Linked DNA regions of Homo sapiens: region 1 is linked to region 2. Evidence: chromatin loops called from intact Hi-C (ENCODE). Cell type or tissue: CD4-positive, alpha-beta T cell. All regions are shown on one strand. Links, peaks and the distances in the headings refer to the core of each region. The heading gives the core; the rest is flanking DNA. Region 1 has its middle 17 kb from the start of FAM238A. Region 2 overlaps PDSS1 (decaprenyl diphosphate synthase subunit 1).

The links. Peaks named below come from ENCODE experiments on the same cell type or tissue, not always from the same donor. Only the 100,000 strongest peaks of a DNase experiment are listed, where the experiment ranks them.
Region 1: a loop joins it to region 2, with 2.6 times the contacts of the local background. A loop is called at or near these places in 5 of 110 quality-filtered maps.

The regions. Positions count from the first base shown.
Region 1 is chr10:26,604,096-26,609,485 of GRCh38, reverse strand. No RefSeq gene overlaps it. Among named protein-coding and RNA genes, the nearest start is that of FAM238A, 17 kb to the right of the region's middle. In CD4-positive, alpha-beta T cell, for the core only: CTCF peaks have their summits at 2,637 and 2,846; a DNase peak (open chromatin) is centred at 2,965.
Region 2 is chr10:26,723,262-26,728,651 of GRCh38, reverse strand. It overlaps PDSS1 (decaprenyl diphosphate synthase subunit 1), which reads right to left. Exons shown (of 12, transcript NM_014317.5): 7 at 4,735-4,846; 8 at 4,529-4,638. Among named protein-coding and RNA genes, the nearest start is that of PDSS1, 28 kb to the right of the region's middle. In CD4-positive, alpha-beta T cell, for the core only: CTCF peaks have their summits at 2,153 and 2,354 (motif pointing left); a DNase peak (open chromatin) is centred at 2,361.

The DNA of each region.
Region 1 (5,390 bases), core at 310-5,309, 120 kb after region 2:
AAAATCACAGTCTTTGAAGAAAAAATATTTAACACATGGAACAAATGAACTATACAAAATCAGAGGTCAGTTAAAGAGAGATGGATCAGGTTAGCTTTATGGAGGAAGAGGAAATCGATCTTGAGTAGAAGGTTAGGTAGGATTTCAGAAGGGGGAGGACAGGGAGTGGGTTGTGTGGCAGAAGGGAGAAGAGAATCAACAAAGGCCCAGAGGTAGTGAGTGCAGGACTGTATTGAAGGACAGCAGCCACAGGGCAGGGGCTGTCACCCTGGTGTGGAATTCATCTTGACATCTAAACACCTGTAAGTACAGCATTCCTTATGAGAAAGAAACGTGAGTTGTATTTACTGATTGTATTTATGTTAAGGACATATGCAAAATAAATAATTCATTCCCTTATTCAGGATCAAGTACAGTGAAATAGTCACTATTGATGAGACAAGTGGGGAATCAAGAGTTTGGAGCCCCTCTCTCAGCCTTTAGCTAGATTAGAGGCTTGCTGGCTGTAAAAGTGTGATTCTGGACATTCTGTTTCATTCTTTAAGGAATAAAGAAATGCCCCTGATCCTTTATGGATGTAAATTAGTTATTTTTCTGATAATCTCAGGGACTATTTTATTTTTTATTAAAATAATTTTTTAAAATAAATGTTTCTCTTTTTTTTTTTTTGAGGTGGAGTCTCACTCTTGTTGCCTAGGTGGGAGTGCAGTGGCATGATCTAGGCTCACTGCAACCTCAGCCTTCCCAGATTCACGTGATTCTGCTGTCACAGCCTCCTGAGTAGCTGGGATTACAGGCGCCTGCCACCACACCCAGCTAATTTTTTTTTTTTTTTGTATTTTTGGTAGAGATGGGATTTCACCATGTTGGTCAGGCTGGTAGAGACGGGATTTCACCATGTTGGTCAGGCTGGTCTCAAACTCCTGACCTCGTGATCCACCCACCTCAGCCTCCCAAATTGCTGGGATTATAGGTGTGAGCCACCACGCCAGGCCAATAAATGTTTCTCTTTAAGGCGCAGTAGTGCTGTGTGCTGCAGAATCATGGTTCAGAGTTGGATCATTAGAAATTTTGGCTCATTTTAGTGAACTAGATTTACTGAGGTTAGAAAATTACATTTTTGTTTGTTGCTTGTTTTATTTTATAAGTCTATGATTGATGACCAAGAATTTAAGAAAATTACATTTTTTAAACTATGAAAGTGACCATTTTCCCCCCGCTTTACTCAAGTATAATTGACATTAAAAATTGTTTACATTTAAGGTGTACAATGTGATGTTTTGATATATGTATATGTTTTGAAATGATTACCACAATGAAGCTAATTAACATATACATTACCTCACATAGTTACTTTTTTGTGGTGAGAATACTTAAGATCTGCTCTCTTAGCAAATTTCAAAGGTACAAGGTGTTATTATCAACCACAGTCTATCCATTTGGTCTTCAGGACTTATTCATCTTATAACTGCAACTTCGTGTCCTTTGAACAACATCTCCCCATTTCCCCTACCTCATCGACGCTGCTCACCACCATTACACTCTCTATTTCTATGAGTTTGACTTTTTTAGATTCCCCATATAAGTGAGATTATGCAGTATTTGTCTTTCTGTGTCTGGCTTATTTCACTTTAACATAATGTCCTTGAGCTTCATCCATGTTGTTGCAAATGGCAAGATTTTCTTCTTTTTTTAAGTCTGAATAAGAAATTACATTTTAAAAAATTGTACAAGACAGTTGGAAAAAATGCTTATTTATGTGCTGTGAAGTTGAGTATTTTCTGTTTTCTTATAAATAAAATACAATATTTCAAATAAATATTTGTAACATTTTCTATTGTGCTTAATGCCATGTAGGTTTTTTAGGAGATTAGAAAAAGAAGTATAAGACCCAACAGTCCCGTTTCTCAAAAAACTTATAATGTAGGATGCACCCCAGTTACGGATGAGGGCCTCCGTACCACTCATACACTGGGGAGGTACGGGAAGTGACTCAAATTGCTCAATTCTGTAGCCTCCAGAAATCCAAAACTCTCTTCCCAATTCCTGGGATTCCCCAGGTGTATCCTCTGTCTTGTGTCTCCCCTCTACCTGGACTCCAGCTTTGATATGTGTGATAGTACCTATTTCCTACTAGGCTGACCCAGATGTGAAACTCAGCCTCATCAAAAGGATGAACACAAACAGCAAACCAAATGCACACAACGTCTTTAAGAACAGAGAGCGTCTTGCTGAAGATTTCTGTAGGGAAGATGGAGGAGGAATTTTTTTTTTCAAAAGAGCAAAAGCAATCAATTCTTCCCCTTTCATACAGTGGGGCTTCCATCATTCTCCGAGATTTTGGTACCTGCTGGCATGTGTGCTTACAAAATCCCGTCTTCTTCAAGCAGACTTAGCAAGATGTTCCTTCAAACAAAAAAACCTTCTTTACGAGGAGTTCTGTTTCCATTTTAAAAGTTAATGTAGTTTTTAAAAGTTATTGGAAATACTTAAGAAAAAATGCCTTACACAAACTAGGATCATTTAGAATATGGATCCTATATTAAAGTTTTCAGCATAGTAAATACAGATTTGGACCAGGAAGAATATGCGAACAAAATGAAGGAAATGTATAAGAGCAAAGAAGTCATCGCACTTGTCACAGCTGCTCTGTCTCTTACCTCAGCAACATTTACTGAGCTTCTGGTCATCCTGGCCCGTGGAGAGTTGTCTACTTTCACGAGGCATTATTTCTTTTTTTTTTATTTTTTATTTTGTTATTATTACACTTTAAGTTTTAGGGTACATGTGCACAATGTGCAGGTTAGTTACATATGTACTCATAGGTGGGAATTGAACAAGGCATTATTTCTAACTACCCATTTGCTTTCTGGGTCAGTTCTGCCTGGATTCACACCATGTCACTGAAATTGCTCCATCTAGTGGTCATGTTTCAGTTATAGTTCACGGATCTCCCTAGCATTTAATGCATATGATTAAGCACTTCATCCTTGACATGCCTCCACTGGCTAATATGACATACTCTCATATACAGTGTATGGTGTGTGTATATACATATGAGACATAGATAGATATTAGACAAATGCTAATCTACACTTACTATTTTAACTGGGTTTTAGTGATTTCCAAATCATATCTACAGCTGAAATTTGCTTCCAGATTTCCTCTTATTCAGTGCAGTCCATGCTAGTGGTTAGGCAGGTAACTAGAATAGTTGGTTAAAATGAGAATAGAAAGTATGATACATTTGCACTTTATATATTTTATTTATTACATGTTTGCTGAATCCTGGTACAACTTTAAATATTTTAACCTCAGACATTTGCCAATTTTTTGTCACCTCATGTGTGAAGCCTTAAATGACCTACCACAAATAATCATTCTCTGCTCTGTTATCGCTATTCATTTTATATAATTCTGGTATTGCATTTATTATAATGTAACATCATGATTTCTTCATATGTTCTTCTTCCCTAGTAGAGCATGTACTCTTTGAGGTCTGGGTTCTGGGTCTTACCATTCTTTTTCCTAGCACTTGCCCAGGGCTTAGCATACAGTAGGTACAGCAGGTACCCAATGGATGTTTATTGAAGTAATCAAATTTGTAACATAAGGTAGAATCTCATATGATCTTAGAAACATATTTTCATTTTTGATTGATATTGAAGAAATATTGCTTTTTGGCTGTTTTGGCAGTAAAACCTTATTCTTCAAGTTTTAACATCTTGAGCCTGATCTAATGAATTCATAGATGTCGAGGGATTTAGGTACCTGGATATTGGATGCTGTGTTCTGAGGGACACCGATACTATGTCCTTTTTATCTCCAGGGGATTATTTGACTTCATCATAGAGCAACATTATCCCTCGATGGATGTCAAAGAACCTAATAGATACGTGGGAAATATTTATTTATTTGTTTTTTAATTTTATAATTGCAACTTTTATTTTAGATTCAGGGGAAATGTGGAGGTTTATTACATGGACATATTGCATAACCCTGAGGTTTGGGGTATGACTGATCCCCTCACCGAGGTAGTGAGCATAATACCCAATCGTTTTTCAACGCTTCCGCTCCCCAGAAGTCCCCAATGTCTATTGTTGCCATCTTTATGTCCATGAGTACCCAATGTTGAGCTCCCATTTATAAGTGAGAATATGCAGTATTTGGTTTTCGGTTGCTGTGTTAATTCATTTAGGATAATGGCCTACAGCTATATCTATGTTGCTTCAAAGGACATGATTTCATTCTTTTTTTTTAAATTTTTTTATGTTATTATTATTGTACTTTAAGTTTTAGGGTACATGTGCACAACGTGCAGGTTTCTTACTTATGTATACATGTGCCATGTTGGTGAAACTGGAAACCATCATTCTCAGCAAACTATCGCAAGGACAAAAAACCAAACACCGCATGTTCTCGCTCATAGGTGGGAATTGACCAATGAGAACACATGGACACAGGAAGGGGAACGTCACACACCGGGGACTGTTGTGGGGTGGGGGGAGGGAGGAGGGATAGCATTAGGAGATATACCTAATGCTAAATGACAAGTTAATGGGCGCAGCACACCAACATGATTTCATTCTTTTTTATGGCTGTATAGTATTCCATGATTTATATGTATCACATTTTCTTTATCCAACCCATAGTTGATAGTCACTGACTTGATTCCATGTCTTTGCTATTGTGAATAGTGCTGTGACGAACGTAGGTGTGTTGTTGATAGAATGATTTGTTTTCTTTTGGATATATACCCAGTAATGGGATTGCCGGGTTGAACAGTAGTTACGTTTTAAGTTCTTGGAGAATCTCCGAACTGCTTTCCACATGGCTGACCTAATTTACAACCCCACGTGGTAAGCATTTAAAGAGGAAAGGCAATTCTCTTGTTTTCTCTCGTTGGCCTGCCAACACTGGAGATTACTGCTTAGAATTTAAAACACTAAAGCTAGCAAAGGAAGTGCAGAACCATTAGAATATTTTGTTACAGGAAGTTAAGATGCACCACTTCTTAAACAAGGCATAGACAAGGCAGTTATTTTGCTTAAAAGATGCCTAGAAAAAAAGAACAGGTGTTCCTACATCCTGACAGTATATGTGATTTTTTTGAGCAGCATTTATAACTTGATCACATACATTCTTTCGTCACACATTACATATACCAATATTTCTATCATAGTAGTTCTAAAGTAAACATAATACATAATAGCAAAATATGTTTTTCTATTCTTGTGGAAATTTTTTGCTCTTCCTAAAGCTTTTCCATTATTTTAACTGTCACCGAGAAGGGAATTCCATTATTTTTCTTGGTGACACATTCGAAGTTTAATAACTCACATTGCTGAAAGTTAACTCCCTTGTGCTGAATTCTGTTGCTTTTACTTTGG
Region 2 (5,390 bases), core at 171-5,170:
TCTTGTAGAAGAGTGATATAGAAGAAATGATGAAAATAGAAAAACAGCCATTTGACAACCATCAGAATAATATTTACATAATCTGAAAATACTTTGCCCAAAATAGGTTAAAATAGTAATTTTAGATTGAAGAAACCTGGCAGACAGTATCTTTTTTTTTTGAGATGGAGTTTCACTCTTGTTGCCCAGGCTTGAGTGCAATGGTGCAATCTCGGCTCACTGCAACCTCCGCCTCCCGGATTCAAGCAATTCTCCTGTATCAGCCTCCAGAGTAGCTGGGATTATAGGCGCCTGCCACTACGCCCGGCTAATTTTTGTATTTTTAGTAGAGACATGGTTTCACTATGTTGGCCACGCTTGTCAAACTCTTGACCTCAGGTGATCTACCTGCCTCGGCCTCCCAAAGTGCTGAGATTACAGGTGCCCGCCACCATGCCCAGCTAATTTTTTATAATTTTAGTAGAGATGGGGTTTTACCATGTTGGCCAGGCTGGTCTTGAACTCTTGACCTCAGGTAATCTGCCCACCTCGGCCTTCCAAAGTGCTGGGATTACAGGCGTGAGCCACTGTGCCCGGCCCGACAGTATCCTAATCAAGCGATCCAGGCATGCATCACCAGTAATGGGACAGACAAGACAGCACGCGCCTCCTGGTATGAGGAGCTGAGGACAGCACCGCTCTTGTGGTATTCCTGCCAAATATTCATAACCTGGATCGAATCTTGAGAAGTATCAGAGAAGCCCGACTGAGAGGCTCAACAACATAACTGGCCTGCACTCTTCCAAATACCAAGGTAATGAGAGGCAAAGAAAGACTGTTCTAGATGACAAGAGACTACAGAGTCATGACAGCAAAATGCAACGTGAAATCCTGGACTGGATGCTGGAACAGAAAAATATGTTTTCCCTTTCGTTATAACAGTTCACAACTGGCAAGATCTGAATGAGGCCTATAGATAGATATGAATATTGTAAAAAAAAAAGAGGCCAGGTGTGGCATGTGGTGGTGTGCACCTGTAATCCCAGCTACTCGGGAGGCTGAGGTGGGAGAATCACTTGAACCTGGGAGGTGGAGGTTGCAGTGAGCTGAGATCATGCCACTGCGCTCCAGCCTGGGCAACAGAGCGAGACTCCATCTCAAAAAAATGAATTAAAAAAAAAAAAAAAGAGTGTTCTGCTAATGTGACCCACAATATGCAATTCTGTAGTGGTACTCTGAGGCTTTGAAAATCAAGTAATAGGAAGAGAGCCCATTAATTCCAGGCCACAAGCAGCCCTGGAGAAAATAGAAATTCAGAAAAAAAAAAAAAAAGAGAGAGAGAGAGAGAGAAACAAGGCAGGATTACCATACCCAGCTCTGGGTTCAAGTCTCAACTCAGCTACTGTCTGGCTTAACAACAACTGGACAGGCCCTCTGACCTCTCAGGTCTCATTTCCACCAGATTTCCTGGGAAACAAGCCACTGTCTTTATTAGTAAACTACAAAATGTATTTTGCATGAGTACAAAATGTATTTTGCAAGTGAGTAAGTATGTAAATAAATAAGTCATCTTTTGATAATAACATGAATTCTGGTTTGTTTGTTTTTTTTTTGAGAGACTCTCGCTCTATTGCCCAGGCTGGAATGCAGTGGAGTGATCTTGGCTCACTGCAACCTCCACCTCCCGGGTTCAAGCGGTTCTCCTGCCTCAGCTTCCCAAGTAGCTGGCATTACAGGCGTGCACCACCACGCCCGGCTAATTTTTGTATTTTTAGTACAGACGGGGTTTTGCCATGTTGGCCAGGCTGGTCTTGAAATCCTGGACTAAAGTGATCCACTCGCCTCGGCCTCCTAAAGTGTTAGGATTACAGGTGTGAGCCACCGTGCCCGGCCTAAAATGGATTCTATTTTAATATCAGTCAATCACAAAACAATCCCCCTAGACAGCCCTCTCTTAGATTTTAATATTATTTTCACTAAAAAAAGGAAGGGAGATGAAGAAATGGTATCCTTAGTAGAATGCAGCTTGTAAGTTTCCCTCCAATTCTCAATACATTTTGCAATCCCATTAGTTCTTCTTCTGTAATAATTCTGCTCTTTCAGTTCTCCTCCTCCCCTCTTTTTGGTGTGTCTAATTTGCTTTGCATGCATTTATTTGGAGCTCGCATGGCTTTGCATTTTAAATACCAAGAGTACGTAAAAATAGCCATTTTGAATCCATAACACCTCTGGAATATTTCCACCCATAGGCACTTAAATATAGAAACTTTTATTCAAATAGCTCACACTATCATTTTGCTTTATTATTCTAAGAGCTGTGGAGTTTAGGAATAAACCACATGAAAAGGAGGTAGTGCTGGGACGATGCCAGCATGCCCCCTAGTGGGCAGCATGAAACATTTCATTTTTAATAAGGGTCCAGCCACGTTAACATGTTCACTGTTCGTTCAGCTGCTAATCTTTGAAGAATGAGGTGCATATCTTTATAAAAGAATTCCTGTGCATTATCTTTGGCTTCTTAAACAGAAAACAGTGACCACAAGGAAACCTCTCTATCATGACTCAGGTCCATTTCTTTGGACCCTTTGTAAGCTTCCATCACTGAGTGAATTTCTGTGCTAGCTCCAATTTGGTGCCGCCCCACCCCGTGCCTGCAGGATGTCTGCATGGTGCAGACAGTAAGTCTTGGTGTTTCCAATTCCAATAGTCTCACTACTACTAATGCTTCTAAGACTTTATTTTTTAAACATTATTTTTAAGTAGAGATGGGGATCTTGCTATGTTGCCTAGGTTGGTCTTGAACTTCTGGTCACAAGCAAACCTTCCGCCTCAGTCTCCCTAAATGCTGGGATTACAGGTGTGAGCCACCTTGCCTGACCATGCTAATGCTTCTAAGTTTGCAGTCTCAAATTGTGAAATTATCAATGAGCCTCACTTAACACATCCTCTTAAGGATAAATATTAGTAAGTAATATTAAGGCACCCTAATGTGTTAAGAGGATGGATCCTGACCTTCAGGGAGAGTTGGGCCATCAAGGGCATGATAATATGTAAAGGATTACTGTAAAAGTGTTAGAGCACCCACTTAAAATAGGCTATTCTCTTATTTAGCATCTCGTGTCTATACTTTCTTCCATCTCACTTTAAAAAAAAAACCCACATAATTTCTTGGAAATAAAAACATAATAGCCCTTTTAATAAAAAGACAAAAGTGGTCGAGACTGTGGCTAGCATGTTCTACATAATTCACATTCCTTAAAGTTTCTATTAGGTCTTTTTAGGAAGAAAAGATTGTCCTCATTCTTTTCTGCCTTGCAATTATACATTTCTTGACACTTTTCAAAACAGAGACACTAACAGCAAGAGACTTTTTCATCTGAGAGGTCTGAGCAAAAGCTCTCTTTACCTGTTAATTATGTTAGGAGTCTATCATGACAGCAATTGACATGCGACCCTTACAGGTCTTCCTTATTTTGTGGCTGTAATTACATGGGAATGTCATTTGTCCAGGTTTTGTCTCTGTGTATCTGTCAGGCTTAGAGATGGGCAGATAAACAATTCTATGGAGAGACTGCTTTTCATTCTTGGACTAACGATGAATACCACACATTTGTCTACGGATTAAAGGTATTACTCATTAAAAAAAAAATGTATACATGTGTATGCACAGCGGAGGGAGGGAGAAAGCAAGGGGAAAAACAGTTATGGCTTATACTCAATTTGTACTCTGAAGAAATAGGACTTGTTTATATTTCATGTAAAAATATTAGAAGGATTGGCCAGGTGCAATGTATTGGCCAGGTGCAATGGCTCATGCCTGTAATCCCAGTACTTTGCAGGGCCAAGGTGGGTGGATCACTTGAGGGCAGGAGTTTGAGACCAGCCCGGCCAACATGGCAAACCCCCATCCCTATGAAAAATACAAAAATTAGCTGGGTGTGATGGCGCACACCTGTGGTCCCAGCTACTAGGGAAGCTGAGGCAGGAGAATTGCCTGAACCTGGGAGGTGGAGGTTGTAGTGAGCCAAGATCACACCACTGCTTTGTAGCCTGGGCCACACAGCAAAAGACTCTGTCTCAAAAAAACACAAAAAACAAAAAAACAAAAAAAAGTTCATAGAATGCTAGTACAATCTAACAGATATCTTTTCCTGAGTAAATATTATATTAAAGAACAGAGCACTTCATTTCTAAAAGGTGAAGTGTCAGAAAGAGTGTGTGTGATATCAATCATTAGAGAAATTATGATAAATTGTTCAAAATGATACAGTTTGGCAATCAGATTGGGGAAGGTGCGGGAAAGCTTATTTTGATTGAATTCTTGGGAAGAAAAGATGAAAAGTCAACGCCTGCATACCAAAAGAAGATGGCAAAAATGAAAACACAGCAGAAGTCCTCTATTGTTTGGGGATGTCATTCTTTTCCTCATTAACCTCTTGGGATTTTTGGGTACTATTTTAAGATTCTTCACCGAAATATTTTCTAGGAAAATTAGCTCCCAAAAAAGAGCTATGAGGCTTTAACTTGAAGAAAGACAGAACGTACATACTGCTTTACAACTGTTGGCTATCAGGCTGGCGGTCTTCTTGAATGTCTTCTCAAGGTAGTGTGCAAATCTTTCATTCTCATTTTCTTTTGACCCGAGCTGAAGAAATTCACCTATAAAGAAGGAAAGGAGTCATTTGAGAGGTGGCTTTATTGCCTGGCTAAACACCAGGGTTGAATAACAAAGAAGAAAAATCAGAATCAACGTACCACGCACCAAATCTTCAATAACTTGGGTTAAAATAGATATAACAGTTGTATTTCCAATTCGTGCCAGAGCTATAGATGCTGCAGAAAGAATTAAATCTCCAGCAAGAACAGCCTAGAAAAAGACAGGGGGAAAACAGAACGTTCTGAAAAATCCATCAGAGCAGTAGAGCCAATGATGAAACTGACTGGAAGGGAGCTTCGTGGAAGTGGGGGCTCATCTTGGATGCAGGGTTTTTTACCTTCTTCTTCCTCAACAGGAGTCCGTAACAATCAGTTACAGATTTGGAACAGTGTTTGAACTGGACTGGCTCTCAGAGATGACCATGTCACTTCCCAGTTCGTAATAATCAGTTACAGATTTGGGACAGTGTTTGAACTGGACTGGCTCTCAGAGATGACCATGTCACTCTTCCCAGTTTCTAATAATCGGTTACAGATTTGGGACAGTACTTGAACTGTATTGGCTCTCAGAGATGACCATGTCCATCTCCCCAGTTGACACCTGAAGAAATCAATGCCTGGAGAGGGAGAGCAGCTTCACTCACCAGCCCCACCAAAATGCAGCTGCCTTCAGTTTCACTACACTGGATGTTCATTCTTCCTTTGTGCCTTTCCACTTACTGTTCCTTCTGCTCAAAAAGTTCTGCCCCCTTCTT